Linked DNA regions of Homo sapiens: region 1 is linked to region 2. A link is a loop called in an ENCODE intact Hi-C map of the cell type or tissue named here. Cell type or tissue: gastrocnemius medialis. All regions are shown on one strand. Links, peaks and the distances in the headings refer to the core of each region. The heading gives the core; the rest is flanking DNA.

The links. Peaks named below come from ENCODE experiments on the same cell type or tissue, not always from the same donor. Only the 100,000 strongest peaks of a DNase experiment are listed, where the experiment ranks them.
Region 1: it touches region 2 in a loop (7-fold over the local background); 94 of 110 quality-filtered maps call a loop at or near these places.

The regions. Positions count from the first base shown.
Region 1 is chr3:135,910,624-135,926,570 of GRCh38, forward strand. It overlaps the pseudogene SDHBP1. Among named protein-coding and RNA genes, the nearest start is that of PPP2R3A, 47 kb to the right of the region's middle. In gastrocnemius medialis, for the core only: a CTCF peak has its summit at 8,171 (motif pointing right); a DNase peak (open chromatin) is centred at 6,728; H3K27ac peaks cover 798 bases.
Region 2 is chr3:136,035,826-136,051,772 of GRCh38, forward strand. PPP2R3A (protein phosphatase 2 regulatory subunit B''alpha) reads left to right here. Exons shown (of 14, transcript NM_002718.5): 4 at 5,034-5,137; 5 at 13,434-13,536. Among named protein-coding and RNA genes, the nearest start is that of PPP2R3A, 78 kb to the left of the region's middle. In gastrocnemius medialis, for the core only: a CTCF peak has its summit at 7,001 (motif pointing left); no DNase peak of the experiment used is centred there; H3K27ac peaks cover 1,041 bases.

The DNA of each region.
Region 1 (15,947 bases), core at 4,881-12,880, 120 kb before region 2:
GCAAGACTCTGTCTCAAAAAAAAAAAAAAAAAAAAAAAAAAAAAGTAGGATGCCCAGTTTAATTTACATTTTAGGTAAACAATGAATAATGGGTTTTTTGGGTCTACCTGCTAGCCACCTTTCAGTACTTTCTCACAGAAGTAGAGGAATCCAGACATCCCTGTCTCCCCCAGGGAGGCAGGCCCTGACACAGATCACCCTTCTTGTCCTGTAGGTGAAAGACAAAGCCAGAAAGAAAGCCACCCCATGTATGTGACATCCAAATACACTGTGCCCTCTTCCTCCAGGAAGCAGGGGCCGAGCCTACACCCCGGAATCCAGTCCTATGAAAAGTCCCTCTTCACGTTTAACAGGTATAGTGTTTCAGTTTGGAATAATGAAAAAGTTCTGGAGATGGATAGTGGTGATGGTTGCAAAACAATGTAAATGTACTTAAAGCCATTAAATTATACACTTAGAGCAGTAAATTTTATGTTGTGTACATTTTACCACAGTTTTTGTTTTAAAGATCTGTCTTCATGGAGGGAAAGGAAGTAGGGAGAAGACAAGGACTGCCTTCTTCAATTATGGATTAAAAAGGCAGGATGTTTAAAGCTTGCACTTTGGGAGTCTGTAGTCATTCTTAGGATACATTCATTTCCTCTGCCCTCCGCAGTGCTTTGGCTTCCTCAGTGCTTGGCTGGAGGCAAGAGGGCTGCAGCTGGTCTGGCCTCACAACTGTGTGCAACAACAGCTGTAAAAGGAGAAAGTCCCGCTGCTGCTAGGAGGACTCCTAGAAATTGATGTCCCTCCCCAGAAGTCCCAGTAAACCTCTTCTCACACCTCATTGGCTCAAACTGGCTCAAATGCCCATTTATTACTCAATCCTTGACAAAGGGAATGAGCATCCCATAGGACCAATCAGGCCCAGCTCTGCAAATGAGGGAGGGTCGTCTTCCCTTGAAGCAGTCAGCTGTCAGGGAAAGGTGGAGGAGTGTTGGATGCCTGAATAAAAGTGGGTCTGTTGGGAAGCAGGGAATGGGGAGATGGATGCACTAGGTAGAAAAGCCAGCATCCAGTGCATAGGGGCTGGGTAGAGCAAAATTGCACTTGCATTTTATGGTGCTTATTTGGGTGTTTCCAAGGCCCTCAGAAGGAGAGAAGAGAAAAGGGATGGAGGGAAACTGAGAGAGCCAATTACTCCATAATGTGACACCTCCTGTGACCACAGAAAAATCAAAGCCTTGAATAAATTCTACTCCACCAATTGGTGTAAGCTCTGCACAGCTGAATCCTCAGATGCTCTAGGCCTTATTCACTATACCCCACCCCTACCCCAGCCACCATGGAGCCTGTTTTTCTCAAGGATCCCTGATGGTCCCTGAGGATACTTCCTGCAGGTGGGATGCTTTCTATGTCCTCAAATAAGAACACCTGTTAGGCCAGTGTGATTAGTAAAGGAAGTCCTTTTTAACTCTAATGACATAAACATGCAATTGGATTGATGGGATATTTTTTTAAAAATTTAGAGTGAGGCATGAGGCAAAATTACATGGATTTGGGAGAGACTTAAAGTGAATGTAGGAGACCAAGATGTTATGAGGCACTTAGAAGCAGTAAAATAAACGGCATAATGAAAGTAGAATTTGGTATATAGTATTCTTTCAGGTCTGGGAGCCCACAAGGAAAGAAGCTTTTATAAGAAGTTTTGAAAAGCCAGATAAAATTGTACAAGTGTATCTAATCCAACAGAGATTCTTTCTAAAATAAGAAGTGAAAAATGAGGCTTCCCTAGGGGAAGGATTGAACCTTTCTAATAATATTTGCGTTTTAGTTCACAGGTGCAGAAATTGAAGAGGATCTGGAAAAGGTAGTTAAAATCGCCATGCTGTGCAACAAACAAAACAGATGTGAGGTGACATTTGTCTGAGGAACTTTGTGCCCTACTTCCTCCAGCAAATATGCCACACATCATTTAAATAAACTTTTTTAATGTTTAAAATTCTTTAAGTTTTAGATAGCGTGTCTATGACATGGTGATGTGCACTTATCTGTGTTTGGCAAAGTATGTTAGTCATTTATTCAACAAACATTTCCTAAGCATCTACTTTGTATAACTGCCTTTATATGTGTGTAAGTTTCATGTATAAATATGGTATTATAAATATTTAAAAACCATCTGAATCAAGAACATGTTTTTTCCACCTACACATACCCTTTAAAGTATGTTCACACCAATGCATTGTGATTAGTTTTACCTGCTTGTTTCTTGAATTGTTCACCGAAAAATGGGACATCAAATTGTTTCTAAATTAATTTCAAGGTTTGCAGCAAAATTATAGCTTTTACAGACATCAAAGCAATAGCTCAGAGCAATTGTAAAATAATAAGCAAATAAACTAAACTAGGAAATTAATATGGCTATTTTAATTGAGTGTTCTTGTTCATTATTAAAGAGGATAAATAACATAAATTCTCATGTCAGTCATTTTAACTTATAAAAAAGACTGTGATAATCTTTAGTTTTATTGATCACTTTGATAAACCGGTGTTTCATTATATTACTTGTATTAAAATTTTCTCTACAAAAATTGTAAACCTATTTCCATGTGCTATCTGATCTGTATTTATAAATAGAAATTTGCTAAATTTATGGTACTTTGTAATCTTTCATAAATTGAATTGTTCAAGTTTAATCAACTTAAATTATTTATGGCTATAATTGTATTGAGCAAAAAGTGACTGAAGTTAAGATTTTGAAAAGCTGACCATAAATTAAGCAACATTAGTTTTAAATGGAACTCTTCCATCATGGATTTCATTGTTCAGCCATATAAATAGTACTGATAGAAATTATCCATGGTGAGTATAATCATTTTTATTTAATTATGTTTTACCTTTGTCAATTCACAATGGCCATTCCGCTTTAAATATAATGCATCTGTCTAAAAAAAAATTCTCTGGACAGCTGTGGGTTCAATCATGCAATCTTTATGCTATGTCAACCAGGAGTATTTAATTCATGGAGTTTGGGTGGATACTTGCAACCAAAATAAAATTCTGCTTATTGGGTGCTTGTTGCCAACAAACAAATTTTGCTGCCACACCAACATCTTTAAATGTAGCTCTGGGACTGTGCCATTGGTTTCTGGGAGTGCAATCTGGCAGCAATCAGAACACCTGGAGGAAGAGCACCAGCCAGGGTACCTTAAGAGAATTGAACATTGCAATATGATGGTGGCTGTGGTTGGATTACTTAAGGATTCTGTTTCATTCTCATTTTGACATGTGGTTAGTAAGTGATGAAAGGGGATCAAGGAAGATCTGTTGGATAGAAGAGGTCTGTGCGCTTTCTACTATACACTCCCTTGGTGATGTGTGTGCATGAATTCAGTCCAGGCCATAGGCAACATTAATTGGAGGTCCATCCTTCCTGCCTGTTCATTCCCAATGATCCTAGACCCAGTAGTGGTCTATGTATTGTAGATAACTTTCACTTCCATCTTTCCCCCTTAATTTACACCTTCCCACCTCCCATGACATCTCTTAAATTACCCTCTTCTGTCCCACTCCTCTGATTATTTCTAATTCAGTTGGAAAGTTAAACTTTCTCAGAATTTGGTTGGCAGTGAGGTGTAATGGACAGAGTACAGACTTTGGCTTACTATCAAAAACACCTGGATTTTGACCCCAGGTTATCTAATCTTGGGCAAATTATCTCACTTCTTAATTTCCTCACTGACAAAATGGGGATAATAATAATATGTGGGGATAATAATATACCACCAGACTGTATAAAGGAGACTCCATGCTTCAGTCACACTGGCTCTCACTCCCGCCCCCTGACATCTTGCTCCTCTGTCACCTTGCTGAAACAGGGAGACTTTTCCCAGTTTGTTGCTTGTCTCTTAAGGTTGCATATGGTGACTTTTTGACACTTGGATTTTTTTACAGTAAAAAATGAAACCAGAAAAAAATAATAAGATAAATATGTAATGGATTTCAGAATGTGGAAGTCTTTTTAAAGCATAAAAGCATTGGAAATTACTTTTATATAATCCCTGCCCTAATGAAGCTTATATTCTAGCTATTCTCACTTGTCTATTTTTCCAAATAAACTTTAGAATAATTTTGCTGTCGTCACCCTTTAAAATCCTATTAGTACCTTTGACTAGGATCATATTAAATTTAAGTGGCAAAGTGATGCATGCTGGCATTAAGGCCTTTATCAGAAAAGTAAAAGCTTTTCTAGAAACCCCTAGCAAATTTCTGCTTATCTAGCATTGCCCAAAACAGTCACACACATGACTCCCCTTCCCTGAAAAGGAGGCTGCAGGATGATGTTTAACTTCTAAATGGCAGAATGGAGGTGGGAGAAGGGAGATAAAGATGGCTGCTGAGTGAGCCCACCTGCAGAGTTTATATGAAAGACGGCACCAGAGGCAGGAGCAATTTCCATGAGCACCTTTGCAAGATGGGTCACAAGGAGCATTGCTGTTTGCCGAGAAGGTCACTCTTTGTCCCTCTTTACTGCAGGCAGCTAAGCAACTTTGACATGCTAAGGACTTGGAAAAACTACCAGGGGTAGTGTCTGTGCCTTGCAGATCAAAAAAGTCTGGAGCAGCCATCAGAGCAGTGGTCTTATGGAGGCCTCTCTCAAATGCCCATAGGTGTTGCATCTTTTGGCAAATGCTATAGGTTGCCTATCCAACCAGCCATGTCCCATTCTTCATAGCTAACAGAATCACAGTTTTGTTCTGGTAGCAACAGTCACAGCAGCCACGGATGAATCATGTTTGATCATTCGTGGCAGTTGCAACTCCCTTTGGCCAGTGATTGGTCTAGAGATGGGCAACATGGCCCAGCTTTGGCCAATGAGATGGAAGGGGAAGTCTGCTGGGGGTGGGAGGGGTTCTAGAAAAATATTGTTTTGCCTAATACAAAGACACATCCTTGTGAGAAAACCTGTTTCTCCCTGCCCACTTTTCCTGCTTTGAGCATGGTAATATGTAGACATTATGCTTGGAGCTGTAGTTCTTCCAACTTGCATCTACAAGGCTAAGGACAAAAAGCAATTTTTCCAGGTTAGCAGAATGGAAACATAGAAAGAGCCTAGGTCCTTGATGATTTTGTTGATTGAGCCAATGTATCACACCTGGAACTGCCTACCTCTGGACTAAATATAAGAGACAATTAAATGTCTTTATTATTTAAATCACTTTTGGTGGAGTTGTTTATTACTTGCAACTAAAAGCATTTCTAACTGATATAGCCCTTAAAAAGGAGAGCAGAGGAGAGCCACGTGAGTCGGCTGATTCTTGAGTAAAGACCTGGGAGGGAGAAGATGTCAATAGAAGCTAATGAACAAGAAAAATCTAGGTATTCATATGAACATGACCCTTCCATACCCAAAGGCAGTAAGGCCTAGAGACAATCAAGTTATATCTATAGAGTAATTTGAGAAGAAATGACGTGTTTATACAATACATGCTTCCCTTTTAGGAAGACAGTGTAATTTCTGCATTATTTAAATCTCTTCTATCCCCTCATTCTCTGACATTTTTTGTCATATGTGCCTAACCTATTTCTTGTTAGGTTTATTCCTAGAGATTTTATGTTTGGGGCTGTTGCCTCTCTCAAGATGTCAGGGTTCCCTGGGGATCTGTCTTCTGCCCTTTTTGCACCCTATAATTGCCCTAAATGACAGCACCTCTTCCTCCCACCCCACCCGAAACCCTACTTCAAACTGCTACTTCTCCATTCTGGGCAAATACACTTAACGTCCTACGAACGTAGTCTTTTCTTGGACTGTTTTTTTGGAGGTCACCCAACCCTGATTGACAGAAAAAGGTAACATTTGGAATCCAGTGAGCTTGAGGTTAAAATATGTCATGTCAGCAATTGCTAAACAACAGTACATCAGATTAGGTCAAGAATTTGTGAAATGTTTGTGCCAAGTGAAATGTCAAAGCACAAAGTGTGTGAAGGGAAAAAAATCCCTGTGCCACTCAAAATGTCATTCTGTCCTGCAGCAAGTAATTTATTCCTTTCTGTCATTGCTGTTCTTGTTTTACATGTATTAATGCTGCCTCTAAATAATTGAAATTAATAGTGGCATTATCAATGGTTTGGAGTAAAAAACTAAAGAGCTAATTTAGAATCACTCAGTCAATTTGGGCTCATTTTGAAGATGGAAATTATTGACCCAAACTTAAAAATAAACCCTTACCTGATTGTCCAAAGCATTTATACTGCAGCCATTATTTATTCTGTTAATTTTTGTAATGTATATAAAGAAGGCACAGAAGAAGATAGTAGAGAATGAACTTTTTTTCTTTAATGCTGTATCTGAGGAATTACAAACAAGATAGAAATGCTATAAATAGGATTAGTAGATCCAGGTAGGCTTCAACAAATGGAATGCCAGTGGCTTGTTGAGTCAATTATGAAGCAAAACCTCATAATGTTTGTCCCCATTTTCCCACTGGTTTTAATTTCTAAATTGGCAGAGCTTTCCAGAACATGGCTCTTCTCCATGCCATTTGCTTTCTCTGAGAGCAGCTTTCTGCTGCACAGTCATGGCCAAACAGTAGGGAACTGGTCCTGCTCTTCATGCTAGAGCTGCCTGGTTAATAAACCAAAATGCTTCTCTGTAGGCATCAGGGCCAGGACTACGGTGAGGCGAGCAAATGCCTGGAGCAAAACATTTAAGGAGGCACTCACTCTCAGGTGCTTCCTTAAATGCTGCACCCTGTGCAGCTCACGTGGCTCACCATAGTCCTGGCCCTGGCAGGCATTACTGCTGTCCTTGGAATTGAAGAAAGGAACTTGGAAGTAAAGAAAGACTCTATAAATCTTCTGACAATAAAAGCTGTGTTCCTACCCAATTATTAGAAATTTTACATTCCAAATTCAAAGAGTAATAGAACCACATATTGCTAAAAATCGAAGAAACTTCCCCAAAAGGAGCCCAATTAATGACTCAGAATGGGCTCAACAGCTTGAAAGAACTATGTGGGACCACCAGGTTCTAGAGTTTAGGATCCAATTTTCAGGTTTGGATCTCAACTTTATCAGAGACTTGGTCAAACTGAGCAAAACTGGACAAGGAAATTAAAAATCACTCATAAACCCAATTTACTAAATTAGAATTGTAGATATTTTCCAGTGGCAATACCCTCTTGTTTAATCTTGAGCCACCCCTCCTCAGAGTTAGGGCACCTGGAACAAAGTATTGTCATCAAATGTCTGCAGGTGAACAACAAAAGAACAGTGGGGGGTGTATGGCAGGGTATTCCATCCAGGCCCGAAAAGTCCTGCCTCACCCCAGAATACTCACCTCTGTGTATCCATTCATCCAACAAGTATGAATTGTGCAGGTACCATGTATTCAGCAAACTCCGTCAGGTCGACCTTCAAAAGAAATCTCAGTCCAGTACTTCACGCCACCTGCACAGTAATCATCTAATTCAGGCACCATCTTCTCATGCCTAGAGAAATGGAACAGGCCCCTAACTGGTCTCCCTGTTTCCACCTACTGTTCATTCTTCAGCCAGCAGTCAGTCTGATCCTTCTAAAATGTAAGTCAGATTACGATGCACCTCTGCTCAAAACCCTCTACTGGCTCTCTTCCTGTCGGAAAAAAATTTCCAAATTCCGTTTTTTGGCTGCAAGGCCTATGAATCTCACCCCAGCTCCCTCCGTGATTTCATTTCCCACCACTTATGCACCTCACTCATTGCACTCTGGCTACAGAGGTTCATCCTGCTCCTGGGACATGCCCCAAGCATGCTTCTGCCTCAAAATCTCTGCACATATTCCTTCTGCTTGAATAATTTATTCCCAGATCTCTGCATGGCTCCCTCTCCTTAATGCTTAAGTATCTATGCTTAAATGTCAGCTTAGAAGTTTCCATAACCACACTATCTAAAACAGCAGCCTTTTAACACTTTCTGTTATTTTCTGATGTATTTTTCTTTAGCCGTCTAACAAGTTTTCTGTCTCCTCCCAATGGAAGGTAAGCTTCACAAAATGTTACTTGTTTTTTGTTTTATTTGTTTTTTGTTTTTGTTTGTTTGTTTTGTTTTATTTTCATTGCTATATCCCCAGCACCTAGAACACTGCCTGGAACATGGTAAATGCTCCAAATCTATTTTAAAATATTTGTTGAAATAAGAATGAATACATGCAGGTTATGTATAATTCTGGTCACTAGAGGGTAGTATTCTTTGGTGACTCAGGACTTATCCTTGGCCTGGACAAAATAGCCTTTCAAGACTCTCTCCCTTTGCTTTCTGAAGGACTCAATGAAGTACGTGAGAGAAACAGAAGGATAAAGGTAAAACCAAGCTTTTTAGCATGAGCAAATGGAAGAATAGAGTTCTATTTACTGAACCAGGGACAACTATGGGAGGAGCAGATTTAGGGGCTGAAAATCAACAGTTCATTTTGGATATAATAAGTTCAAGATGCCTCATATATATGCAGGTGGAGATGTATAGTAGGCAATGGGACATGAGTCTGTGGTTCAGAGGAGAGGCCCAGGTAGAGTATATAAATTTGGCAGCATGTGGGAAATATTCAAATTCATGGATTGTATGCAATCCCCTGGGGGTAAGTGTAGACAGAGTAGAATTCTGAGGTCTAAACCCTGGGGCACTCCAGCATTTAGAATTGAGGGGATGAGAAAACACCAGTGAAGGGCACTATAAAGGGGAGGAGAGGGAAAAGTGGTAGTTGAAGGAGGATAGGAGTCTAGGAGAAATCTTCTAAATATGAGAAATGTTAGTATATTCAATGCAGTGGAAATGATCTGGCGAAGCGGGGGAAATTAATGATGCAGGAGAGAAGGACAACTCCAAGAGCAAGTTTCTAGAGTGGGAGAGAGGGGCTGGATGCAGAGTAGAGTCTTGGATAGAAGCACAGACAGTTTGCCCATCATCGCATGAGGAAAGGCAGAATCTCTGAGCACAAATGCCAGAAGGTAGGTAGATGTGGTGGTAGGAGCTTGTGGAAGTTCTTTTCTGGTTGCTTGTGTTTTCCTCAGTGAAATAATGGATTGGAGGTTTCAGTGAGATGGGAGAATCGCAGGGAATCAGATGTTCAGAGGAATGTATTGGGTAGAGGTGAGGAAGTAGGATGTTGAAAAGTGATGTAGAATGTTTGGGGGGATAGTGTAATTATCGAAGTGACTGGGCTGAGGGTATGGCCATAGAAGTGGTGATTGAGGTGGGAATGAGACAACACTACAGAGGTGACTGGCCAGGATATTGATGGATGGTTCTTTCTGATATAACCTTGGGCTGATACATGTGTGAGTAACATTAGCTACTGTTCCCTGAGAGCCTCCTAGGTGCCAGAAAATTCATGCAATTCTCTCCTTCAATCCTTACAACTCTACCACAACCCCAAAAATTGGAGATTATTATCCTCTGTTTCACCAAATATGAAAAAACATTCATTAAGTAGCTCAGGGTAGTACAGCAACATGGATGCAGCATTCACACTCAGGTCTTCTGACCCCTAAGCCGTGTCCTTGCCCTTGGCCTGCACCATACATCTCCAAGTGCACCACCTGCAAGCTTTAGTTCATGGCCACAAGTTACATGTGAATTTCGCCAGGGCCACGAAGTCTTAAGTCTCAACTTTTGTTGTTTGAGCCTCAGCCAAAAGACAGATCCAGAGACTGCCTGCTTCAGTCTCCTGAGAGAATAAGCCTTTTTTAACTCATCTAGGTTAGTGTCACCTTGAGCACTGGAAACTAATATAAGAAGGCAAGTCTAACCATCATAGTTTTTTTGGATTTGTTTGCCTCAGGCCAGGCCAATAAAGTCACCCACGGAGGCAAACAAACCCAAACAGACTGTGGTGGTTAGACAAAGACCTTTGTCTTACTATATAACAGGAGACGCTTAGAAAATTCTGTAGCCCAGAGCAAGGGACTTCTTGGTCATTCACAATGTGGTAACCCCTCTTCCATCTGGAAAAATAGCAAGGCCTGATACCCAGTCACTGATATTTCTAAAATGTTCTACTGCAAGGCCAGGGCTTCCTATTCCCAGGAGATAATTTATACAAGTGATATGTAAAGATATTAGAGATGGCTGGGCACAGTAGCTCACACCTGTAATCCCAGCACTTTGAGAGGCCAAGGCAGGAGGATCACTTGAGGCCAGGACTTCAAGGTCAGCCTGGGCAATATAGCGAGACCCCCATCCCTACAAATAATTTAAAAATTAGCCCAGGAGTTCAACACCTGAAGTGATCTATGATCCAGCTTAGGCAACAGAGCAAGACCTGGTCTCTAAGGGGGAAAAAAAAATACAGACATGAAAGTTTCCACAAAATTCACATATTTCTTGCTGCAGTTGGGAGAAATTTGCATGTTTTTTGCTTTGTAATAATTCTACTAGAGAGTGGAGAAATCCTACCTCTCAGTGCTGCAAATGAGAAAAAAAGAACAGTGTAATTGGAGGCCATCATTGCTAATCATCTAGACCAGAACCAGTCTGGTTCTATTGGACTGGCTCTAGTCCGATAGAACTTTCTGCATTAAAAGAAATGTTCTATACCTGTGCCTTCCAATTCAGCAGCCGTTAGCCACACATGGATACTGAACACTTAAAATGTAGCTAATGCAAATAAGAAACTAAAATTTCAATTTTATTTAATTTAAATTTAAGTCATATGTGGCCAGTGGCTGCCATATTGGACTAGGTAGCTCTAGATTATAAAACAGAAGGCCAGCCCTTTGAACACAGTGACCAAGTTTTTCCACAGAACCTTGCCGTAAAGACCCTTACTTGGTCAGCTCCTCCTAAGAAAAGACATCTCCACTGCTCACTCCTTTTCAAATAAAAGATAGAAAGCCCATGTGATCATTTTCTATTACTGCAACCAAGTACCACAAACCTTGAAGGTTAAACCAACACATATTTATTATCTCACAGTTTCTATAGGCCAGAGGTCCATGTACAGTGTAGCTCAATTGGGTTCTCTGCTTAGGGTCTCACAAAGTCCAAGACAAGGTGCCAGCAGGGCTGTGTTCCTTTCTGGATCTCCAGGGAGGAATCCACTTCCAAGCTCATGCAGGTTGTTGGCAGAATTCTGTTCCTTGTGGGTTGTGGGACTGAGGCCTGTGTTTCTTTGCTGACTGTCAGCTGGGGGCTGCCCTTAGTTCCCAGACGCCTGTCTCTGGTCCTTGCACATGGCCCCTGTTTCTCAGATGCAACAGCACATCAACTCCTTCTCATGCTTGGAATCTCTCTGATGTCCTACTCTGGCCTTAGCTAGGAGAAAGCTCTGCTGTTAAGGGTTCACATAATTCCCTGGGACCCACTCAAATAATATCTCTATTTTGAGATCAGTTGATTAGTAACCTTAATTACATATGTAAAGTCTCATTTGCCAATTAACATAACATAACCACAGGAGTAACACCAGGGGGCAAAAGTTTTGGGGCCAAAATTCTGCCTATCACAACCTAATAGCACAGAATGGAGAAACTAGTGAGGTTACAGTTGGTCATTACTTAGTGCCTTCTTGAGTAGAAAATAAAGTGAGCTTGTTGGAAAACAAAATAATTTTTTTTTTTTTTTTTTTTGGACAGTGGCTCACGCCTGTAATCCCAGCACTTTGGGAGGCCAAGGCAGGTGAATTGCTTGAGCCCAGGAGCTCGACACCAGCTTGGGCAATGTGATGAAACCCTGTCTCTACAAAAAATGAAATAAAAATTAACTGGGCATGGTGTTGCATGCCTATAGTCCCAGCTACCTGGGAAGCTGAGGTGGGAGGATCAACTGAGCCAGGGAGGTTGAGGCCACAGTGAGTCATGATTATGCCACTGAACTCCAGCCTGGGCAACAGAGTGAGACTGTCTCAAAAAAATAAAAAATATTTTGACTATTTTCTTTTAGAGTCCCAAGCCATTTGTCTCGCTTCATTATTAAAACAAACTGGCAAAGTGGTGCCCATCCCCAATCTCTGTCAAGGATCCCCAAATATTTCAGGTTACACTCCTTGGAGGGTCTTAATCTTCGGGATAACTTCCAGCAAAGGCACAAGAGCTGTTACATCACTTTGGAGATCTTTCTCATCACAGGAAAATCTACCAGCAAGCACTCTTTCCCGGTTTCGCCAGTGCTGAGTTAGATATTAAGTCATGAGAAGGACAACCTGGCCTAGAGGCTGTTAATTAATAAACAAACCTCATATGCAAACTAAGCTACTCAGCTCCAGTTAGCAAATTCCGATAAGAAAATGAAGTGAGTGGAAAAGTACTTCCTGCTAATTAGGTGAAAGGAGACACTGAGTTTTCAAGTTCTGAACAAAGAGCTGTTTTGTGTCTGTCTTCCTCCTGGAGAGATGGGAAGAAGGTATCTTTGGGCCAAGAGTTCCAAGAGAGAGCTGAGAGAGGATCAGGCTGTTACCTGAAAGAGTGAATAAAGGACAAGCTGATGCATTTTCCAAGAGTGAGTGTACATGTGGTCTGAGAAGTCTCATGAGAGAAATCAGCTCAGAGGGCCACAGTGTTGAGAACCAACCAGCGGTTTCAGAAGGTCGCCATTCTACTCCAGGACTGCGGAAGCTGTCAACTTCATTCCCTCCACCACCTCTGCCCATTGTATCAGGAGCCACTTAAAATGAACTTGCAGGTCAAGCCCTATTACAGACTCTGGAAGCCAACTATCTTTGACAGGGGTAATGAAAATAGAGAGAAAAATCTTCTACCCAGCTGGCTCCACAATTTCTGTTAGAGGAGAAACTATCTTGTTTAGGAAAATACCTTGAAAAGCTAGGTGGGAAGAAAGAGTGAGCCCAAGGACTGAGGTTGACAGGAGTTAACAAAGAAGCAGCTAAATTTCTCTGCTTAGAAAATGTAAAGGGACTTAGAGTAGGAGTGGGAAAGAGGAAGGAGATGGAGGAGAGAGGAGATTAGGAAAGAGAGAGTTCACACAGTGGGAATCTGGAGTCTGGGAGCTGGCAGAAATGATATAGGGGACTTTTAAGAACAGGGCTGTCTGATATTAACTCTACATCATCCATTGTCCAGTACTGATCTGTAGCTCCCACCAGCAGTTAAAGTTCTACAACATGCTGCTAAATGCCGTGAGTGATGCTTTAGGAGGAAACCAAGGAGAAGGAGCCCTTGATTTGATCCACAATGGGGTGGGAAAGAACTCAGCCAAAGTTGGAAATCATCGCAGGAATGACTAGGAAACTGTTAGCCCACAGGACTATGCATAATGTGGGAGGGCACTGTACTTCCCCAGGATGGGGCTTGAGTCAATCTTCACAGATACTAAGAGTCAGGGTGACCCCAACTGACATCTGAGTTGCATAAAGATTAGATTAGCCACTCAATGATTGAGCATTACATCTATCTTGTTGCTTTTTCTATCTTGATTTAATATCATGGTTTTCCCAAAACCCGAATGTGCGGTTTTTATCCCGTGCACCATCCCCCACCTCCCCTCCCCCCACCGCCCACCTCTTGGACTAAGTTTCTAGCTTCACATCTAAATCCCTCGTGACTGGCCACCTGACTGCTACAGGTTTCGTTGAGATGTGGTCACCCTGACAATAGAGCGCAGGTGTCAGCAGACCCATTGCCGTGATGATGAAGATTCTTAGGAGCAGCTTTATTATATGATCATCAGGTCAAGCTAGTTTGGCCAAGAAGTTTAGGGGCTGAATTCTTAACCCTCCTAATGCTGAGGACTCTACGGATGAGACCCAATGCTTCCGGGAAGACACCAAGGGATGAGAGTATGTTACCAACATAAGGAAAAGTTTGGTTAATTTATCAGAGCCCTTGTGTAGATGCACTTCACAGAAGGCCTGAGAACATGTACAATTCTCCTCCTTTCAACTAAGTTCTAACAATTCTACCCTCCTCACTTGAGACTGGCTCATGCTACGGCACAAAATAACCTCCCAGCCATGTTGCATTCATCTGGAGGCCTGGGCAGAAGCCTATCACTGCTGACCAGCCCATAAGGGTGGGCAGCACCTAGCTTCAAATACTGCTGACAACCTCTCTGTGTGGGCTTACACACCCCTTATGCCTGGGGCCCATGCTTTACCTATCTCTCTACTCTGACATACTTTGCCTCCAGCCTAAATGCTAGCCATTCCAATGGCCTATCTTTTCCTGTTACCATCACCTCCAACCTCCCCTTAGCTCATCCTCCTTCTTCTTCCTCTCCTACAACTCAACCCCTTCTGCTGGCCCTCTGGAGCCCTCATCCATTGGTAAATGCCTTTTCTTACAATGGAAATCTTTCCCCCTTTGGTCTCCTTTCTCCTCCTGCCTTAACTGAAACACGATCCTTGCTGAAGCACATTGCCTTTCCTGCAACCCCCTGGAAGTGAGGACGTTGATTAGCATCTTAGTGCTATTTAGGGGAACTGACATATTTACTCTTCTGGCTCCATATTACCATATTCAAACTCTTACTCTTCATTGGCTAGAAAAGCCCTTTACCCTGTTTTGTGGCCATTGGTATCTATTCTTCTCTTCGTCATTCACTCCACATTCACTAGACCTCCAACAAGCTTTCTTCCTCAAATCCTGCAAAGATTTCTGGTAGCCACTAGCCACTTCCTCTCCTACAGCTTTATATTAAATGTGATTATTACCCAGATCTATTTCAACTCTGCCAACCTAAACTCTGATGTCACACCAAAAACCATTACCAGTCCATTTTCCAGTTCTCTCTTTTAAAGAAAACAAACAAAAACAATTACTCTTTGACCTCATTTAGAGTGCTAATCCATGGATCCCTTTATGTGATCTTGCTCTATCTCCCATCTGCCTTCACTGTCTCACCTACTGAGACCCTATGTGCTATCCATCAAACCAGTATTTTACCACTATCTTTTATTGATCCTTTCAGATATAGAAACACCTGAGAATAGGTAAGTTCACCTATAAATGAAACACTAAAAACAATGAACAGTGTTCTATGTAAAAGAAACACTAATGACAATCTTAAGGTTTTCTACCAGGGTCTGGCTAATATTTAATGACTAATAAGTCTGAACAAAACGACATCAGGTGCCTATAGATAAACTTTGCTTGGATTTAGATAGAGCCAAAGATGTACATCACTTCCCAGTTGGATTTTGAGCAGTACTGGAACAGTGGAACTTAGAGAATCCTATTCAGAAACTACTTTTTTTGAGACAGGATCTCACTCTGTCATCCAGGCTGGAGTGCAGTGTCTCAATCACTGCTCATTGCAGCCTTGACCTCTCGAGCTCAAGTGATTCTCCCACCTCAGCCTCCTCTCTGTGCCTGCTGCAGCAACACCTGCCCCAGCTACTGGTGGAACAGAGACAAATATCTGGGGCCTGCAGTTCTTATACAGGCCTATCACTGGATGATTGACTCCAGAGAAGACTTCACAGAAGAGTACCTGGCCAAGCTGCAGGACCCACTCTCTCTGTACCACTGCCACACCATCATGAACTACACAAGGACTTGTCCCACAGGTCTGAATCCAGGGAAGGCTACTGCGGAAATCAAGAAAATGTTGGTAACCTATAAGGAGAAGAAAGTTTCAGCTTAATTGTTCCCATGCTAAACATGACTTGTAACCAGTTCAGAGCTGAACATAATTTAGATCTAATTTGAGTTCCTTTAAAGTTCTTGATTTTCCATGAATACAACATGTATAATAAAAATTTTAAAAAATAAATAGATGTTATTCTACTTTATTAACAACAACAATAAAAATACTAACCTTCAAATAAACTCTGTGCAGGAAGATTTCACCTGGACAAGCAGGCCTTACTCTTCAGGTGGCAGGCACCATTGCCCTCTTCCTTCTCCCCTATAAGCCATGGCTCTTTGGAGTTGAGTTCCAGAATCTTATAAGAAGACAACTGTCAAAGTTTGCATCTGGCAAAGGGTTAGGAAAATGGTTGCTAGGAATTGTAGTAAGGAATAGGAATGTAGGGCAAAA
Region 2 (15,947 bases), core at 2,602-10,601:
ACTTTAAATTTCTCTTCTTCCTCAGGAACACCAATCAATCTTAGGTTTGGTCGTTTAACATAATTCTTGACTCCTTAGAGGCTTTGTTCATATTTTCTTTTTTTTTTCTTTGTCTTTGTTGGATTGGGTTAATTTGAAGACCTTGTCTTTGAGCTCTGAATTTCTTTCTTCTGCTTGTTCAGTTCCATTGCTGAGACTTTCCAGAGCATTTTGCGTTTCTATAAGTGTGTCCATTGTTTCCTGAAGTTTTGATTGTTTTTTATTTATGCTATTTCCTTGAATATTTTTCCCTTCACTTGTATCATTTTTTGGATTTCCTTACATTGGGCTTTGCCTTTCTCTGGTGCCTCCCTGATTAGCTTAATAACTAACCTTCTGAATTCTTTTTCAGGTAAATCAGGGATTTCTTCTTGGTTTGGGTCCATTGCTGATAAGCTAGTGTGATTTTTTGAAGGTATTAAAGAACATTGTTTTGTCATATAACCAGAGTTGGTTTTCTGGTTCCTTCTCATATGGGTAGGCTCTGTCAGAGGAAAGGTCTAGGGCTGAAGGCTGTTAGTCAGATTCTTTTGTCCCACAGGGTGTTCCCTTGATTTAGTACTCTCCCCCTTTTCCTATGGATGTGGCTTCTTGAGAGCCAAGCTGTAGTGATTGTTATCTCTCTTCTGGATCTAGCCGCCCAGCAAGTCCAGGCTCTGGACTGCTACTGGGGGTTGTCTGCACAGCGTCCTGTGATGTGAACCCTCTGTGGGTCTCTCAGCTGTGTATACCAGCACAGTATTTGGGGTGCCTCTTGGGTCCCACAGGAACAGTCCGCTTCCTTCAGGGGGTCTGTGGGTCTTCTCAGGTTTCCTGATTTATTCCTGCAGTTGTTCTGGAGCGAAAATTCTCACTGCAAGCCTCCACACACTGCTCTGTCTGTCCCAAGTTGGAGCTGCAGTCTAGTCCTGCCTCCCGTCCACCATGATCCCCTCAGTCCTCAGAGACTTTTTATTACTCCTAATTCTCTTTTAATTTAGCTTTTACTTGGCTATTGCAGTCTATTAGTACTCACTAAGTCATCCTTATTTTCGACAGTTCTTTACTATGCATGCAAGTCTTTTCTGGTACCAGGCAGTGAGCTCTGTGTCTCCAGCACTTACTGTTCATATTCTTATGATAGGTTGGCATAGGAAAGAGGAGAAGAGAGGCAACCTTTAAGGAGTAAGGAGGAGAGAGTTTGTTAGAGCAATAAATGAATGTTCTTATGGATTCTTGTAGTTTATAAAGTTATTTGGAAGACCAGCTTGAGTTTGCCGCTTACTCTTAGTGGCACTCAAGTGTAGCTGTAAAGACTGGGATCTGTTTTTAAGTGCCTAGAAAACTCTGTGTTTATGGAATCTGCATCTGTTGGTGAAGTTTAGCTCATTCATCTTAGACCTCAAACAGCCCTGAAGAACTTAATGCTTACATCTGGTTAAATTCTCAGTGTGTAGTTTGTACGTTTTTCCACAGCTTTAAGTAATGATAGAGAAGAAAAGAATAGAGAATGAATCTCAGAGAAATGAAAGCAACTTAGGAACAGAAACAGAGAAACAGTAAGAAATGCATTTTTCAGAGACTGGGCCAAAGGATTCATCATGGAGTTTTAACTTCTAGCAGAAAGTTGAGGAAAAGGAATAAGACTCTTTTCTGAACCATACAAAGCCCCGCAGCTCCTGTCTTCTGGCTGACATAGCACCATCTTTACCCATCACACCTGTGGCCTGGAAGGTAGCCTCTCTGTACCTGAATTTCTTCATCTGTAAAATGGGATTAAAAAAATCACTGCCCTCATCTATGTGAGGATCACGTGAAGGCCAAATGAAATTACAAGCCTGAGACATCTTTAAATGTTGAAAGAAGATTACAAACATTGGGTAATCATCCTCTCCTATGTGTATCATTAGACAACCTTGCTTTGGATTATTTGTTTTGTTGGCCATTCTTAGATCAAATCGTAGGTGTTGATCAAGTTTTCTTTGCTCCAGAACTTTGATTACCATATATTGACTCGCCTCCCCCTCTAAAAATAAGTTTCCTAAATCTATTTTCTGTATCTCTGTGTATACCCACTTGCTATCCACTCTTCCTTTGTAAAAAAAAAAACAAAAACAAAATGTCAGTATTCACACTTCACACTTCAACAAGAAAAAGCTTGTTCTCTCTTCTATTAATAAAAGTGCTATTTTCTTGCCTTCAGATTAATACCATTTACTGTTTAGGTTCTTATTGATCTCCTGGCTCCTTTTACCTTAAATCTTTGATTTTTAAGCAGATGCAGGCTAGCATACTTTTTTTAATAGAGTGTAATGTCCATAGCCCTTACCATTCTGCCTTTCCCATTTTTTCCCTTTGTCATTTTTCCAAGGGCATAATACCCTCCTGCTGTATAACACTTGGCTACTCAGGGTACCCCACTATGAGAACAATAGGCTGACCTTTTCCAGTCTACTTCAGAACATCTTTGTTCTGTACCCTGTCTCTGAGGATTTTGCCTCTGGGTCATAATAAGTTTATTAATCTTCAGAGACTTAATCCTCCTTATGAGCTGGTGTATATCCATTTTAATAGGAGTCTTCTGGAGAAAAGACTGTAAGAGAATGAAATTTGCTTAGTTAGTGGAAGTTACCCCACAGAAGGTGGTAAGCACACAGCCCCTGGAAGTGTTTCTGATCAGGAAGTTAAAAGATTCCTGATCCCTTCCAGTTCTGAAAAATTCATGAGTGACTCTAATGGTGGGAGTTTGAAGCACTTTGGTAAGCCAGTTCCAGCGTCTCCGCACACCGTCTGTTTGTGGCTCCATTCACCCTGCCTCCATGATACAGACGATTCTTTCCCAGTAGTTGCCACTAGCCCATCACTAAGACTGTCTAAGAGCATTTTCTTGGCAAACCACCATTCTGCATGAAAGGAGAGTCTAGGATTGGGGAAAGTGGATTCAACAGCTTATACAGCCAGAGTATATTAATTGTGAGCTTTGCACCTTGGTAATAATTATGTATACAATAAACAAAATCACATGGTTGCTAAGCAACACCTTTCCCTCATTCTTGACCCCAGTGGAGGTATGAGATATTCGACCTCTGGACTTAAAAAATCTTAAATTCTGCTCTGCTTGCAGACATGCTTTAGTGGCCCTGGCAGTAGCAGCCTCTTATTTCTGCCCTGTCCTTACCTCCCTTGGCTTGAATCTTGCCTTCCATATCTCCATGAACCCAGCAGCCTGGATGTTCTTTCAGGATAACTAATGTCAGACTAGGTACTCTTCAGGCTCCTGTGGGGGTCCCCTGTGCACTGAAGTCTCACACCAGGAGCAGCTTCACCTAAGCCTAAGGTGGATGCACATCTAGTCTTCCTCTAGAGGAGAGGCTTTTCCTCTGTAGAATGATGAGGGCGCAACAGATCCTGGGTCTAATGTGAATAATAACATATTTATCTCATAACAAAATGTGACTTGTTGAAGAGTTCCACATTTGGGATATGTTTTCTGTGTGTGTAGAAATTGAGATGATTTGGAGACTATTTCTTTGCTAATAGTAACGATTGTATTATTACTTACAGCAGCGGTCCCCAACCTTTTTGGCACCAGGGACTAGCTTTGTGGAAGACAGTTTTTCCATGGATGGGGGTAGAGTGGGGGTAGTTTCAGGATGAAACTGTTCTGCCTCAGATCCTCAGGCATGCGTTAGATAGAGTGCACAACCTAGATCCCTTGCATGCACAGTTCACGATAGGGTTCACTCTCCTATAACAATCTGATGCTGCCACTGATCTGACAGGAGGTGGAGCTCAGGTGGTACTGCTCGCTCACCTGCCCTTCACCTCCTGCTGTGTGGCCCAGTACCTAACAGGCCACGGACTGTTACCTCTCCATGTGTCCATGGCCTGGGACTTGGGGACCTCTTCCTTTCAATTAAAAATAAATTGTCCTTTTACTCTCATGAGAAAGAGAGTTCTTACTAAATTTACCTCCCTTTTCATAGAGAATTTTTTCTCCTTCAGGTTTTTTTTAATTGAAAGGAAGAGCTTTTTATCGAGAAAAATCAATACCTTTTAGGGTACTAAAATTGTTTTATATTCATTTCCAGTCTTTCCTAAGGCTTTGTAATCATTTGTGGTAGCCTCTAATATATAAATAAATTATAGCATTTTACCTTTCATCTTTTACCTGAATTATAACCATTTAAATAGATATGATAGCTGTTTTCTTGAGCAGTCTAGGATTTTCTGGTTCTTCTTGAACCTGGGACTTAATAACATAATAGGCAAAGGAGAGAGAAGGAGATAGGTAGTGGAATATTAACACGAAGTTATTTTCTGCTTAAGGAATGAATGAAGGACATATATTACAACTGTGACATTCAGTCATTTCTTTTTCTTTCTAGAAGGTAGTAAATTTATAAGAGTGGTAAGCCAAGTATAATGGCTCACGCCTGTAATCCCAGCACTTTGGGAGGCTGAGGCAGGTGAATCATTTGAGATCGGAAGGTCAAGACCAGCCTGGCCAACATGGTGAAATTCCATCTCTACTAAAAATACAAAAATTTGCCAGGTGTGGTGGTGGGCACTTGTAATCCCAGCTACTCAGGAGGCTGAGTCAGGAGAATTGCTTAAACCTAGGAGGCAGAGGTTGCAGTGAGCTGAGATTGTGTCACTGCACTCCAGCCTGGGCAACAGAGCATGACTCCGTCTCAAAAAAGAAGAAAGTGGTGGGAAGGGATGCTGTTTGCTTTAACTGTCAGGTTGGAGGAGGGAATCACTTTAAATGGACTTGGAGAAAACATAAATGAATTTCCGTTTTCTTCATTGAACATGTTCTCTTATTTTGTTTCCCCTCTGCCTCTCTCTGAATCTACCCTAGTTGATATATTTTCCTATGCTCCAGTTTTGTTCTCCTGAGGGCTCTTCCATCCACTGTGGCATGAAGGGTAAAAGCCACAAAGATCTTTTCTTTGGCCGTGTCATCTCTTCATTCCCTGTTGGCTTACCCTGTATGTGTTTTCTATTTGCAGGTCTGTGGCTGTCCTCTCTATTGGAAAGCCCCCATGTTCAGGGCTGCAGGGGGAGAGAAGACAGGATTTGTGACAGCACAGTCATTCATTGCCATGTGGAGAAAGTAAGTATGTGAGCAGTCTCTCTGGAGCTAGGCAAAGAATTGTGTGACCCTCATGACATGCTTTCTAAAGGTCACCTATTTTACTCATTTATACATTTTCCCTTTACTCTTTATATCAACAAGGAAAATTCAATGATTTACAACCATTTATACTCACATACAAGTTCTTTGCCACAAGCCTTTATCTAACCTCTTTAAAAAACAGTAAAGCAGATCTGCAGAAATCTTTCTTTAAAAACTATTTGATAGTTTATTAGTTTTACTTGGTTTTTCTTGTTTTTTTTTTTGTTTTTTTTTTTGTTTTTTTTTTTTTGAGACAGAATGTCACTTTTTTGCCCAGGCTAGTGTGCAGAGACCTAATCATAGCTCACTGCAGCCCCAAACTCTTGGGCTCAAGTGATAATCCTACCTCAGCCTCCTAAGTAGCTGGGACTACAGGCAGGCACCACCACACCTGGCTAATTTTTATAGAGACTGGATCTCACTCTGTTGCCCAGGCTGGTCATAAACTCCTGGCCTTAAGCAATCCTCCCAGCTCGGCTGCCCAAAGTGCTGAGATTATAGGTGTGAACCCCACACCCAGCCACTTTTACTTGTTAAATTTGGGTCTCAGGATTTGAATCTGGCAGCAGTGAAATAAGCAAAAAGGAACTCCCCTTTATGGGGGGCAAATCAGATGTGTCACATGGGAAATACATTTTCATTCCCATAGATCCAATTTAGAATTATATATAGTTGATTTGTTAGAAATACTGAATTCTAATAGATTTTAATCATTACCTTTTGAAAGCTCCAGTTAAGGAACTGAAGGACTAGTATATTTATCAAGCTTTTCCTGGATTCTAACATTCTGACAAATTTTCTTGAATTCAAACCCAACATCTTTCTTCTTTATCTCTTTTTTCTCCCTTCTTTCTTCTTTAGGAGTTATTTTTTGGTATATTTATACATCTTAGCTAAGTATCACAGCTTGCCCCTTCTGCCTCTTTTAACTGATCAGCACCCTTGTTATGCATGTTCTTCTCGCCTTTTCTGAGCTAAATATCCTTCCTGGTAAACTATTGGGAAATGCTACTCACCTATTGTTATTATTATTTAACATCAACCTATAATAGCAGCAGATTGAACAGACAGATTCTTTCTAATTTCTTCATTTCAGCTAAAAGCCCTTAATAGGATAATGCTTGAGAATATAGTAGGTGATTAATAAATGTATTCTTATTTTTAAAAATCTAGCAGCAGGTCAAGTTCAAGTTCTTCATACATCACATTAGAACTAAAGAGTCTATGTTGGTGGAGGGTATTCTCATAAGTGAGAACTGAACAATGAGAACACATGGACACAGGGAGGGGAACAGCACACACTGGGGCCTGTTGGGGTGGGGTGAGGGAAGGGAGAGCATTAGGAAAAATAGCTAATGCATATTGGGCTTAATACCTAGGTGATGGGTTGATAGGTGCAGCACACCGCCACAGCACGTGTTTATCTATGTAACAGACGTGCACATCCTGCGCATGTACCTTGGAACTTAAAAATAAAAAAATTTTTTTAAAAAGAGTGTATGTTGGTGGATAGATCATAGCCACCACCACAATAGCTGTATTTTATTCAGATGAATTGTTTAAATTTTATCTGTAAGGAAGACATTTCTGCAAAACGCAAAAAGCGGGGGAAAGACATGAAGTACAAGTCTCCATTTTGGTTAACTGCAGGAAAATTGCTTATGAAGTTATATAGCATGAGCAACTATCCCTGTCTTTTTTTCATCAGAAAAATTCTATGAATAGATAAGTGTGTCTCTAAATTAAAGTGTTATTTTACAGTCAGATATTAAAATGGTTTGAGTGCCCTCTAGTGGAAACTCCTCTTTGAGCTCTTAAAATGTCTTTTAAAAGCCAGGGTGCTTGAAGGGAGCCCCAAGTGTGGCTATTTTGGGAGACTAAGCAGCTAAACATGGTGGTGTGAGTTACCACGTTGACCTTGGAGAAGACGTGTTTAGTTTTGTAATTTTTTTTTTTTGTAACATTTGCATAAAGCAATGTGGGCTCAAGTATAGTATATTAAAACTTTCAAATAAAAAAATTGCTAACAGGTAATTATACAGAATTAAAACATTTTGGAAAATACATATATATGCTGATTTGCTCCAGTAGCTCTACATAATCTTAAAAAAAAAAAGAGTCAAATATAAAAGTCATAAGAATATAGGGAAATGGCCGGGCGTGGTGGCTCACGCCTGTAATCCCAGCACTCTGGGAGGCCAAGGTGGGCAGATCCCGAGGTCAGGAGATCGAGACCATCCTGGCTAACACAGTGAAACCCCATCTCTACTAAAAATGCAAAAAATTAGCCAGGCAAGATGGCGGGCACCTGTAGTCCCAGCTACTCAGGAGGCTGAGGCAGGAGAATCGCGGGAACCCAGGAGGCGGAGCTTGCAGTGAGCCGAGATCGCGCCTCTGCACTCCAGCCTGGGTGACAGAACGAGACTCCATCTCAAAAAAAAACAGAATATAGGGAAATAATTTCTCTCATGTCAGACTGCTCATGGGGTGGAGGCCTCAGTATCTCTCCTCCAAAGGGCTCTGTTCCACTTCCTTTCCCTGTGCCGCTGCCCATTTCATGTCTATACTCTGACATATATTCTTCTTATAGTCAGGACATTTTTAGGAGAAAGACATTGCTCCATAGCATTTCTTTTTGAGGTCCTAGAGTATCAGCTTTTGGGCAGAACTCATCTCAAATGGAATCAATAATATTGCTTCAGCTTTATTATGCTTTACTTTCTTTTACCTTTTCATATCAATGTATCATTTGTCCATTAACAAAATAACATTTTGTCCTAAAAGTTCTGAAAGATGCTAGTTTAGAATAGCTATGCTTACCTTCATTCTTTAGCTTTCATGACTTTTATCATCTTTTCTCCTGCCATAGAGTTGACCAGCCAGTAACACTGGCAGAAAATTGTAATTCACCTTTTCTTTCTATTTCACAGCAAAAGACCATTTCTGATTTCACTTTGTCCTCTCAGAGTAGCTCTCATCTGTCATGTCTCTGCTGTTTTTATATCTTACTATTCTGTTTTATATATATAAGTAGTTCTTTTGAAAGACCTCACTGTTTTTCTATTGTGATCATCCCACCCATTTTCTAATCCTGAGAGGTGGCTCCTATTAGCATCTATTGCGTGAATCTTTTTCTGAAACATGTGTTTATTTAACTTTAGGAGCCTTAAGCATGTTGAGGAATGTTATGGAGAATAAGTATAAAAATCATAGTATAGCTCTAATAAGCACAAATGAAGTATACATCTGTTTGATCAAAAACATTTTCTTATTTTTCTTCCTTAATCACTTGTTGAATGCTAACTATATGCCAGGTATTGTGTCTGGTCTTGAGGGCGGTTGGGATACAAAGAAAGTAAGACAGTTTTATACCCTGTAAGGAGCTTACAGTCTAGTGAAAGAGTTACACCAAGCCATGTGTGCTGGCTTGCACCTGTAATCCTAGCTACTTGGGAGGATCGCTTGAGCCTAGGAGTTTGAGGCTGCAGTAAGCTATGATCATGAGACTGCACCACAGCCTTGACAACAGAATGAGACCCTGTCTCAAAAAAAAAAAAAAAAAAAAAAAAGACAAGGATGTTAAGATGGCCAAGAAGACACAGCCAGGGAGAGCTTCTCTTTCCTACCAAGAGAAACCAAAATATTGAGTAAACCAGCATACTTTGAACAGACCTTTTAAGAGAAAGCACTGAGAGTCAGTGGAGAGATGATGCAGTCACTGAGGCTGAAGAGGGAGGAAACTGAGAACCCTGCATGGGCTCTGAATGGCTCCTAAGGAAGGGGTGAAAGAAGTAACTGCAGAGCAGGCCACTGTCACTGTGGACATCTGGGATTCTAGCTGCAAGAGATCCCACAGCCACCATGGACGTTTGAGTTGGCAGGGAAAACTGCTTGGAGAGCTGGCAGAGACAGAGCTCGAGGCTACACAGAGCCCATGGGGTTTTGCATGGGAACAGCTGCAACAAAACACAACCATAGGCACCTATCCCCCAAGGCTCTCCATATTCCTCTAAGAGGCTCTAACCTTTGTTGACTGCCAGACCTGGAGAGAGCAGGGCTGTCTTTCCCACAGGACCAGGGCGTATCTGATCCATGCACTCCCCTGTCCACCAGCCCCTCCCAGGGCTCCTGTCTGGCTTCTCCCATAGGAGCAGGCACACAGCACAGCCTCCACTCCCCTGCGAGAGCGCTTTTGCCAGTGGCCCCCAGTGGAGCGCTTTTACTGGTGGCCTGGGAGCACCTTGGCTCACCCAGCACAGCTGGTGCTCGACCTCAGGGAGCCAGAGAACTAAGCTACAGGCCTGGTCCCAGGCCCCCAGGGTTAGAGCACACAGTCCAGGAGTGCCAAGCTGAGACTTGTGGTTGGAACTCAAGTGGCGGAAGAGCCCTTACTCTCAGAGCACTGGGAAAAGTGAGGTATGGATTAATGGGCTGGCACAGGAACTGGGCCACAACCTCTACCCAAGGGAGCCTGGCAGTCTGGAACACCTAATAGCCCAGTGATCTGGGTGCAGAAGTCTTGTGACAAACTAGCTGGTTGGGCCAAATTCTGGGCAGTAACCAGGAGACCTGTCAAGGAAGCACAAGCTGGGAAGTTCTCACTGCTATCTGCTGGCCAAAAAAACCTAGGCTGTGGGCACCACACCAGCTGCACGGCCAAGGCAGCATCACCCTACCCAGGGATCCCTCACCCTTGACCTACTGCATGAACAGACCACCCACAGACATACCCCTAACCTGCAGTCTACCTGGTAGCCCTTACTATTAAATGCCATCTCCCAGGTTACAGCTTGAATTACAGCACCAAAAAATTCCAGCATGAATTGCCTGAGAAAACCCAGTACAGGATTCTGGCCACAAATAAAGATCCCATACAGGCCAGGCACAGTGACTCATACCTGTAATCCCAGCACTTTGGGAGGCCGAGGCAGTAAGATTGCATGAGCCTAGGAGTTCAAGACCAGCCTAGGTAACATGGCAAGACTCTGTCTCTACAAAAAAATTAGCCAGGCATGATGGTATGAACCTGTGGTTCCAGCTGCTTGGGAGGCTGAGGCAGGAGGATCACTTGAGCCCAGAAGGTTGAGGCTGCAGTGAGCTGTGTTCACGCCATTGTACTCCAGCCTTGGTGACAGAGCCAGGCTTTGTCTCAAGAAAGACAGAAAACTGTAATCCCAGCACGTTGGGAGGCCGAGGCAGGTGGATCACCTGAGGGTCAGGAGTTTGAGACCAGCCTGGCCAACATGGTGAAACCCCATCTCTACTAAAAATACAAAAAATTAGCCGGGCATAGTGATGGGCACCTATAATCCCAGCTACTCCGGAGGCTGAAGCGGGAGAATCATTTGAACCTGGGAGGCAGAGGTTGCAGTGAGCCGAGGTTGCGCTGTTGCACTCCAGCCTAGGCAACAAGAGTGAAACTCCATCTCAAAAAAAAAAAAAAGAAATCCAGAAGAGATTCCATACAGAGCCTTGGCCCTCTGAAAGCATGCAGAAATAAAGCCAATTGGCTATACTCAGCTTGCACCACAGTCAAACCCTCAAGGGAAATAAAGTAAAAACAAAAAAGCTCCATCCAAAGGACAAAGGACAGCAACATCAAAAGATAAAGGAACACCTGCCCTCACAGATGAGAAGGAACCAGCACAAGAACTCTGACAATTCTAAAACCCAGAGTGTGTTCTTACCTCCAAATGATCTCACTAGCTCCCCAGCAATGGTTGTTAATCAAATTAAAGCAGCTGAAATGACAGAATTCAGAATCTGGATGGTAAGAAAGCTCAATGAAATACAGGAGAAAGTTGAAACTCAATCCAGGGAAAACAGTAAAATGATCCAAGAGTTGAAAGATGACACAGCCATTTTAAGAAAGAACCAAACTGAACTTCTAGAATTGAAAAATTTACTACGGGAATTCCATAATACAACTAGAAGCATTAATAACAACAGATCAATCTGAGGAAAGAGTCTCAGAGCTCAAAGACCACTCCTTTGAATCAATGCAGGCAGACAAAAATAAAAAAGAATTTTAAAAAATGAAAACTCTCAGAAATATGGGATTATGTAAAGAGACCAAACCTATAACTCATTGGCATTCCTGAGAGAGAAGGAGCGAGAGTACGCAACTTGGAAAACGTATGAGGATATAGTCCACGGAAATTTCCCCAGTCTCACTAAAGAGGTGGACATGGCTGAACTCCATGGAGCAGTTTGGAGATTTCTCAAAGAACAGAGTTTACATTTCAATCCAGTAGTTCTATTACTGGGTATATACCCAAAGAAAAATAAGTCATTCTGCCAAAAAGACTTATGCACCCATATGTTCAATGAAGCACTGTTCACAATTGCAAAGACATGGAATCAACATACATGCCCATCAATGGTGGACTGGATAAAGAAAATGTGGTACAGGTACACCATGGACTACTAAGCAGCCGTAAAAAAGAATGAAGTCTTGTTCTTTGTAGCAACATGGATGCAGCTGGAGACCATTATCCTAAGCAAATTCGCAGAAACAGAAAACCAAATACCATATGTTCTCACTTGTAAGTGGGAGCTAAACATCAAGTACACATGGACATAAAGATGAGAACAGGCCGGGCGTGGTGGCTCACGCCTGTAATCCCAGCACTTTCGGAGGCCGAGGTGAGTGGATCACGAGGTCAGGAGATCGATACCATCCTGGCTAACACAGTGAAACCCCGTCTCTACTAAAAATACAAAAAAAAATTTAGGCAGGTGTGGTGGCGGGTGCCTGTAGTCCCAGCTACTTGGGAGGCTGAGGCAGGAGAATGGCGTGAACCCAGAAGGCAGAGCTTGCAGTGAGCTGAGATTGCGCCACTGCACTCCAGCGTAGGCAACAGAGCGAGACTCCGTCTCAAAAAAAAAAAAAAGATGAGAACAGTAGACACTGGGGAATACAAGAAAGGGTAGGGATGGAGGGAGCAAGGGCTGAAAAACTAGCTATTGGTACTATGCTCACTACCTGAGAGATGGATTCGTTCATACTCCAGACCTCTACATCACTGAGTATACCTTTGTAACAAACCCGTACATGTACCCCTGTACCTATAATAAAAGTTGAAAAAAAAAAGTTATTCCAATAAGGTTATGCTATTGTGGAACAGCCATGACAGAAATAATAAGCACATGGAAGGACACAGGAGGCCAGCAAGAGTTCCTGGAAGGTGAAGTAAGGGAAAAGGGTATTGTGGTAAGGACGGTAGCATTTACAAATGCCTGGTGTGAGAAGGCATGGAACATTTGTGCAACCACAAGTGCAGGAATGGTAAGAGAAGGGGACATGAGCAGGTAGGATCAGATTCTGGAGGCCCTTCTATGTCAGGTCAAGAAGCTAGGACTTTAGGCCAGGCGCCGTGGCTCACGCCTGTAATCCCAGCACTTTGGGAAGCCGAGGCAGGCGGATCACAAGGTCAGGAGATCAAGAACATCCTGGCCAACATGGTGAAACCCCCGTCTCTACTAAAAATACAAAAACTAGCCAGGCGTGGTGGCATGCGCCTATAGTCCCAGCTACTCTGGAGGCTGAGGCAGGAGAATTGGTTGAACCCAGGAGGTGGAGGCTGCAGTGAGCTGAGATTGTGCCACTGCACTCCAGCCTGGGTGAAAAGAGCAAAACTCCGTCTCAAAAAAAAAAAAAAAGCTGGGACTTTAGCCTACTTGACAGAAGAATTTTAATTTGGACAATGACGTGATCAAATATGTTACTCAGAAATATCAAGCAACAAACAAGAGCCTAAGCATGGATATTGGCAGTGGGAGACAGAAAGAGGCAAATTTGGTAGAAATGAAACAACATGGTAGTTGATAGGTGTCGGGGTAAAAGGAAGGGAGAAGTTCATGACGACTCCCAAGTTTCTAGCTTGAACCATTGGGTGCTTGGAATACTAGATGAGGTTACTGGAGTCCTGAGGAATGTTTCCTGAAAATGCTTTAGACAGCTGTTCCTTCCTGTTTCCGTTTTACCATCAAGGTCAAGGCCTTATTACTTCATGCTGAGACCCCTGGAAGGGAAGAGGGTCTAATAGACTTCAGTACTCATCCAACCTTATAGACAGCTCATCATTCTAAAACATCCTTTGATTATGTAAATTCCTTACTTGATTGTTGATCTGAGTGGCCTTCAGATCAAACTGAAATTACTAACTATTGATGTTATTGTCATTGTTTGTTCAGAGGAACTAATCTTCCTAAGCAGTTGTTTCTTTTATAGGTTGCTGAATAACCATCATGATGATGCCTCTAAATTCATCTGTCTTCTAGCAAAGCCCAACTGCAGCTCTCTAGAACAGGAGGATTTCATCCCTCTACTTCAGGTAATTTTCATCTCCTTTTGAAAATGGGTTCTAATTTTGGAGTTTCAGCAGTTTTGTTTAAAATTTACAACTATAACATGTCAATTGAGCTACACAGATCTAGATATCAGATTCTAGAAGAGTGGTTTTCAAACTTGTTTTAGCAGTAAGATCCTCTCGTTAAATGAAATCTCGTTAAATGAAATCTCGTTAAATGAAATCTAAAACAGAACCCATAGTAGTAAAAGAGCTACTCCTTCAGGGCTACTCCCACTGAAGCAGAGGAGAGGGGCCACTCATCCTCCCCCTTGCCCACCCACAGCAATCACTGAAGCACCTTCTGAAATGATAGAATGCAAGAAGATAACTTCTCTGTTAGCGTAGAACATAGCTAAGAACCTGGTAGAAAGAAAGAAAAGGTCATGATGTAACCAGGATCACTCTCACGAACTCTGGGGTCTTCACTCACTGCCTCCTGACCCATTATTTAAGTACAGTTTTTAAATGCTTGGTTTCCTGATTCTTCAACCCAAGATATATTTGAAACAGAAAATTAGAATAGGAGAAGGGAAAGAGGATAACTAGAATCAAGTGCATGGAGAGCTGCAAAAAACAGACTACACCACCAGACTACAAAGGTAGTGAGGAGAGTAAGAAACACTAAGAGAAAAAAAAGACCCAGAAGCTCTAAATGTACTCTAGTGTGGGAGTAATTTAGGATAATGGCAGTAGTCCCAATCCCATTACCAGATTTCAGCTGAGATTAGTAATTTATTTTAGTAGCATAGACTCTATATGTACTTATCTAGAAAACTCATTTATAGGGAGCAGCTTTCACTGATGGAACCAGATAAAACAATGGCACTGTACTTCTCATTTTTCCTTTTCTGTGTATGAAATTTTAAACTCTGTGTGTTGTATATCCATATATTATACATGTAAAAAAAGGATAAGTCTCAGACCTGAATAAACGTCAGATCTATCAGAAGTATAAGTTTCTGGATTTGAATTTCTAACTTTAGCCTTCGTTTACCAGGTTGGCGGATATTTTTAACCTCAGACCTTCCTGAGGTTTCTCAGCCTGGAGCTGTGCCACAGTTCTGAGGTCTTACACGGTACCAAAGCATTAGGGTTGGGAGTTACTGCTGAGACATCAGCCATCTTTGGCTAGCAGATTCCCTTCAGATCCAGAGGTCTTTGCTGCTTCTGTGCCACGTGTCAAGCCCCAGAACCTTTGGTGAAGATACCCATGGCCCGTCTGCCTAGATGCACACACAGCTGTTTTCTTTTAAGGTTTTAGCTGCACCCCTAGGGTGTTGCCAGGCAGCAGGGTCCCTTTGCTCCTATCACCCACAGACTTCTCTTTCTTTTTCCTGACACTAAGAGGTCTTCTACTCTGCAGAAATCTCCTGCTGCCATGTTCCCTTATGCTTTCCTATCTCTGCCTTCAATTCTCCTTGCTTGTATTGTCTGCTTCCCTTTCAAGTAGGGGTGAGCTCCCTACTCACTACTTCAGGGCAGAGAAGAGAAGTGACCTCAAAATCTTCATGGCTTTTATGGCACTGTGCGTATTGTAGGCTTAAATGCAGGGTCCACAGTCATTTGGCCTAGTTGACCTTTGTTAAGGTTTTAGAGAGAGAGAGATGTCTAACAGAAAGAGCCCACCTGGGGAGTGTTTCTATCTAGGCCTTCCCATGGGAATCAGTTACATATCAGTATTGCACCTGTTTCTACTATAGCATTCTTCATAGCCTGAGATATTGCTTGTTAATATTCTTGTTTTCGTATCTAAATATTTGGTTTTTCTAAGCAGATCACAAATTCTTTGAAGCTAAGATAAGCTTTTCCTGCCTGTTGAATGTGCATCATTATTTTAGGTGTTACAGTAAATCCTTGTTAGCTCTTAGTATGGATACCTAAAGAAGGGCATAAAATACATGGAAATAGTTGAGGTTTTTTTAAGTTGTATTCATGGCTGCCATGTTTTGTTGTTGTTTGTTTTTTTGGAGACGGAGTCTCGCTCTTGTCGCCCAGGCTGGAGTGCAATGGTGCGATCTTGGCTCACTGCAGCCTCCGCCTCCTGGGTTCAATTGATTGTCCTGCCTCAGCCTCCCAAGTAGCAGGGATTACAGGCACCCACCACCACACCCGGGTAATTTTTGTGTTTTTAGTAGAGACTGGGTTTCACCATGTTGGCCAGGTTGGTCTCGAACTCCTGACCTCCGGTGATCCACCTGCCTCAGCCTCCCAAAGTGCTGGGATTACAGGCATGAGCCACCACACCTGGCCATGCCATGATTTTTTAAAAAGATTTTTGCTGAAATATAATCACACAAAACACCCAAATCACAGGTGTCCTAGTCAATGAATTTTCACAATGTGGGCATATCCGTATAACTAGCACACAGATCCAAAAACAGTATTACCAGCAC